2 separate regions of the Homo sapiens genome follow, and region 2 is linked to region 1. Evidence: read pairs that join two places in POLR2A ChIA-PET (ENCODE). Cell type or tissue: PC-9. All regions are shown on one strand. Links, peaks and the distances in the headings refer to the core of each region. The heading gives the core; the rest is flanking DNA.

Region 1 (2,805 bases), core at 45-2,544:
AGAAGCCATGTTTGGCAAGACACGGTGGCTCACACCTGTAATCCCAGCACTCTGGGAGGCGGAGGCAGGCGGATCACCTGAGGTCGGGAGTTCTAGACCAACCTGACCAACATGGAGAAACCCTGTCTCTACTAAAAATACAAAATTAGCTGGGCGTGGTGGCACATGCCTTTAATCCCAGCTACTAGGGAGGCTGAGGCAAGAGAATAGCTTGAACCTGGGAGGCGGAGATTGTGGTGAGCCGAGATCACGCCATTGTACTCCAGCCTGAGCAACAAGAGTGAAACTCCATCTCAAAAACAAAACAAAACAAAACAAAAAACAAAGAAGCCATGTTTACCCACTACCTAGCTTCTGTCTTTTCTTTTAATGGCACTTATTCTTCCCTCTGCTCCTTAAAGGTAAGCAACCTTCTAGTTTCAGTGTGGGGTCCTTGCCCCTCTCTCATCTCTCTCCCTTCAAGAACACAACTGTTCTTACAACTTCTGTGAAGTCCTGTCTTCTTAGCCAATCCTCTCTCATTTCCACTTGGATCTCTGACCGTCATCTCAAATCCAGTGTATTTAAGGCAAATTCTTTGTCTTCTCTCTCTCTCTCTTTTTTTTTTTAAACAGATGTGATCTTGCTCTGTTGCTCAGGCTGGAGTGCAGTGGCACAATCATAGCTCACTGCAGTCTTGAACTCCTGGGCTCAAGTGATCCTCCCACTCCAGCCTCTTGAGTAGCAGGCACTACAGGCACATGCTACCATGCCTGGCTAATTTTTAAATTTTTTGTAGAAAAGCAGTCTTACTATGTTGCCCAATCTGGTCTTGAGCTCCTGGGCTCAAGTGATCTTCCCATCTCAGCCTCCCAAAGCTCTGGGATAATAGGTGTGAGCCAATATGCCTGGCCTGTCTTCTCCTCCTCAATCAGTTTTCCCTCTAAAATCCCCATCAGTCTCAGCTTTGCCTCTCGCTGGCTATATAACCTTGGGCAAGTTAGTTTACTTATCTGTGCCTCAGTTTCCTCATCCTTAAAAGAGGGATACTGATTACCATCTTATGGAGCTGTTGTGAAGATGAAATGAGTTAATACAGGTGGGTGAGGTGGCTCACGCCTGTAATCCCAGCACTTTGGGAGGCTGAGGCAGGCGGATCATCTGAGGTCACGAGTTTGAGACCAGTGTAGCTAACATGATGAAATCCCGTTTCTACTAAAAATACAAAAAATTAGCCAGGCGTGGTGGCACACACCTGTAATCCCAGCTACTCGGGAGGCTGAGGCAGGAGAATTGCTTGAACCCAGGAGGCGGAGGTTGGAGTGAGCTGAGATCGCACCATTGCACCCGGGCTTGGGCAACAAGAGTGAAACTCCATCTCAAAAAAAAAAAAAATGAGTTAATACCTGTAAAACACTTAGAATAGTACCTAGCACAGAGTAGAAGGTTAGCTGTTACATCAACTGTAATGAGCTGTAGTTCACTGAGTGCTGAATTGTTACTAAATTCAGTGAATTGTTTATCTTTTCTTTCCAATTTCTTTAACAGCAGTGGTATGCCTGGCTAGTTTTGCCATGTCTCCAGTACTGCCCTCAAATTCAACCCATTCTTTTTTAGCTCATCTGTAGGTGACCTCGGAAGGAAATCAGCTGTGGTCTAACACATTTGGGGTCCATGTGTTGGAGGGGAGCTTGTCTTATGTGTCTGAGTGCACTTCATCTCAGCTTTTTGTTTGGGTGGACAGATCAAGCTGAGTTCCTAGCATGTGAATAAACTGTGATATTTTCAGCATAATTAGTATATATTGCAGTGCTGTTCTGCCTTTAAAGTACCGACCATCTCTGCTTTATTCTCACTTAGCTGGCATTTTCGAGAAAGACTTTAATGATGTTAGGGAAGAATAAAAAGGAAAGGAAATAAGATACAGCAACCTAAAATAGGTTTTCAAGATATAGGTTTCTGATTCTGCCAACAGCAACATCCGAGTTTTAGAGAGACTTCTCGGCATGTGTCTGGATTTTGGATATAGAGGGCCTTGCAAGGTTTGCCTTGCAGAGAGTGGCTGCAAACATTAGTTCTCTGACTGCTCATATTCCCACCTCTTGGCCTGCTCTATGTGCATGGTTGCCATTTTATCTCTGCCTATATGGAAGTGAATTTATACTTGTTCCAGCTTGCTCTTTCTTGGAGCAAGTATAAAAGTTCTTATTCCTTCTGCTGCCCAATTAAACACGGGGAGATTTGTAGCATTTGCTGATTTCTGTGGCTGCTTTCAAGCTGTTGATATGACATCACTGAAAACAGATTTAGAAGAGATGGTCACAGCAAGCTGTCTTGAGTCATTGTATGCCAGCTCCAGTATCCCACTGCGCCTCACCCACAGCTAACTGGTGAGATGGTGGTGCATGACCCAAGGAAGTAGCTCACCTTCTGATAAAATGAATAATCCTGTCCTTCAGATGAAGTTCATCAGTTTCCCATGCAGAGGATTATCTCTAAGCCCAGATAGGTGCCCTGATCACCTCCCTGAACTATTTCTTTTTTTAATTTCCTTTTTTTTGAGACAGGATGTCGCTCTGCTGCCTCGGCTGGAGTGCAGTGGTGTGATCATAACTCCCTGAAGCCTCAGCCTCCCAGGCTCAAGCAATCCTCCCATCTCAGCCTCCTGAGTAGTTAGACCTACAGGCATGCGCCACCATGCCTGGCTAATACTTTTATTTTTTGTGGAAGTGGGGTCTCACTATGTTGCCCAGGCCAATCTCAAACTCCTGGACTCAAGTAATCCTCCCACCTCAGCCTCCCAAAATTCTGGGATTACAGACGTGA
Region 2 (2,805 bases), core at 221-2,720, 140 kb after region 1:
AAAAGTAACCGTAACCTCACACATTAACTTTATTCAAACAAACAGCACTTACAGGAAATGTAAAGTAGAAAAAGATTTCTGCCCACTTTACCTACGGAGACATGATAAACACGCAAAAAAAACCTAGAAATTAAGCAAAAAATAGCACAATAATTTAACTGAAAGCAACAAGGGCAAAACTGTCTCCTTTTGTAGTTTGTGGTACCTTATAGTAGTGCTCATTCAGTTTCGTTTGCTTGATAAATCTGAGGACTATGAGATATCAGAGTTACTAGTAGGGTAGGAGTGCTGTAAGGGTACTGGGAGAAGTAGGATTAGTTAGGGGCAGATCTTGAATTCTGGCCAAGAAACTGATATTTAACCCATAAAGAGATAGTCACTATATGTTATCAAATAGGAGAATAACACAAATGAGAAATGACTGTTAATTCCTGATGCATAATAACAGTTGTGAGCTTTAGTTTAATGTAATATTTGTAATAAAAACGTTTGGCCAGGCACCATGGCTCATGCCTGTAATCCCAGCACTTTGGGAGGCCGAGGGAGGCTGATCACCTGAGGTCAGGAGTTTGAGACCAGCCTGGCCAACATGGTGAAACCCCCGTCTTTATGAAAAATACAAAAATTAGCCAGGTGTGGTGGTGCACACCTATAATGCCAGTTACTGAGGAGGCTGAGGCACGAGAATTGCTTGAACCCGGGAGACGGAGGTTGCAGTGAGCTGAGATCATGCCCTGCACTCTAGCCTGGGCGACAGTGCAAGACTGTCTCAAAAAAAAAAAAAAGGTTTCATTAAATTTAAGCTCATAAATGTTACTACATTTATAATGTAAATCTCCAAGATACAACACATTTTTGTTGTATTGCTCTATGAAGAGGATTATTTTTAAAAGAAATTCCACATTAAAATTTATCCACATTTAAAACATTGGTGTAGGTGTCCCAAAATAAGAAAAACTAATCTTCTAAAATGTACAAGAAACTATGCTTTTTGAAAATAAATTTGCAAGTGATAACTTGATACCTACAAAGAAGCTAAGGCCAAATTAAAGTATATAGACAGACATCATAAACATCCTCAGATAGATTATCAAGCTATAGGTAGTATGTTACATTTTACTGGGTATTTTATTTGGGAAGAAAGTGCCCAAACAGCTGCATGTATTTTTAATCTCTCTTATAACTCTCTGAGAACCAGCATGTTGGCATGGCTGTATACAGTAGTCACCCCTTACCCTCTGGGGATATATTCCAAGACCCCCCAGTAGATGCCTGAAACTGTGGATAGTACCCAACCCTGCATATACTATGTTTTTCGTATACATACATACCTATGATACCGTTTATTTTATAAATTAGGCACAGCACAATGCACTTTGAGGCAATTATTAAATAAGAGTTACCTGAACACTAGCACTGATTCCACGACAGCTGATCTCGTAACAGAGACGGCTAGCACATACAGTGTGAATACACCAGAGAGAGGGATGATTCACATCCCAGGTGGATGGAACAGATTGGCAAGAGATTTCATCATGCTACACTGAATGGTATGTAATCTATAACTTATGCATTGTTATAGGAATTTTCCATTTAATATTTTCAGACCTCAGGTAACTGAAACCACAGAAAACAAAGCCGTGGATAAGAAGGGACTACTATAATGGCTTGTCATCCATGAATAATTAAGAAGCATGTGAGAATCAATGTTTAAAATAGAAACCTGTATTCATACCTAAATATGAGACAACTCGATATCCCAAGGTCAAACTGTAAATGAGATATATATGAGGTGCAAATACTTCTAACAGTAATAATACATGAGATTTTTATAATTGAGAAATTTAGTTTCTCAGGTGGTAAGAAAACAGCCAGTTGAGAATTCTAAGGCATGAAGCTAAGAGGTGACTTGTGTTGACCCCAAGCAACTCCATGACGCTGGGATTTCTAAGTCCTTAGAAATTCCTGGCTGGACCTTGTCAGAATGTTTAAAAAACTATTCTCCTAAAAGCCTCCATCTGCCAGCATGTTCAAAGATTATAGAATGTGGTCTGGCTGCTTCTCAGCGCTCGCTCTATTAGGGGGCAGCCTCCCCACCAGTACACCAGGACATTTGAGAAGGCTGGCCCTCCAAGCTGCACCTGGGCCATATACTCAACTGGCCTTCCTTATCTCCTCAAAATGAGTTCGCCTGTGGAGAGGTTACTTTGATAATGGGAAGAGAAGTAAGATATGGTACCTGCTTCTCTGAAGAGTTGGTATTCAAGTTGAAATAAATTGTTTCATTTTTCTCCAAAAGGCTGAGAGGCTACACTTGACTTGGATCAAAACAATAAAACACAGTCATTATTTAAGAAAATTTATTTCTACTTCTACAGCAGAAATACGGAAATGGTACAGGTTTGGGCAAATCATACTTTATGAAATGGATCCTCATACCACATCCTTTTTAATACAGGCACGTTATAACATAATTCCTGGATTTTCAAAATCCAGCCAACACGGATACCTCTGCTACTCTGTTTTGGCCTTCATAGCTGCTTCCTCTTTCAGACGAGCTTTCTTTTCTAAGTTCAAGCTTGTTAAAGTCTCGTGTCTTTGGGCAGCCTAAAGCAAAACAGATTTGAACAGGTGATTTGTATGCTGGTCAGGGGAGGGTGTCTTTACCTTGCACTGATGACAGCAGGTTAACAGAGGCATGGAGGCATGGAGTCCTCTGCTGCTTGCACACTGAGCACGGCAGTTTCCTCTATGTGCTTCAACTTCCTCGTACGCTTCCAAGAACAGCAGCTCATCCACTCAAGC

What was found. ChIA-PET counts read pairs that join two places held together with the same protein. Peaks named below come from ENCODE experiments on the same cell type or tissue, not always from the same donor. Only the 100,000 strongest peaks of a DNase experiment are listed, where the experiment ranks them.
Region 2: POLR2A ChIA-PET joins it to region 1 with 6 read pairs; 5 of 35 experiments call an interaction of 5 or more read pairs at or near these places.

The regions. Positions count from the first base shown.
Region 1 is chr3:122,547,587-122,550,391 of GRCh38, reverse strand. All of the region lies in intron 6 of PARP9 (poly(ADP-ribose) polymerase family member 9), which reads left to right. The region is part of intron 4 of LOC105374071 (a long non-coding RNA gene); the gene reads right to left. Among named protein-coding and RNA genes, the nearest start is that of PARP9, 15 kb to the left of the region's middle. In PC-9, for the core only: no CTCF peak of the experiment used is centred there; no DNase peak of the experiment used is centred there.
Region 2 is chr3:122,409,541-122,412,345 of GRCh38, reverse strand. FAM162A (family with sequence similarity 162 member A) reads right to left here. Exons shown (of 5, transcript NM_014367.4): 5 at 12-2,607. The coding sequence ends at 2,515. It overlaps WDR5B (WD repeat domain 5B), which reads left to right. Exons shown (of 1, transcript NM_019069.4): 1 at 1-500. Among named protein-coding and RNA genes, the nearest start is that of WDR5B, 5.1 kb to the left of the region's middle. In PC-9, for the core only: no CTCF peak of the experiment used is centred there; no DNase peak of the experiment used is centred there; H3K27ac peaks cover 1,114 bases.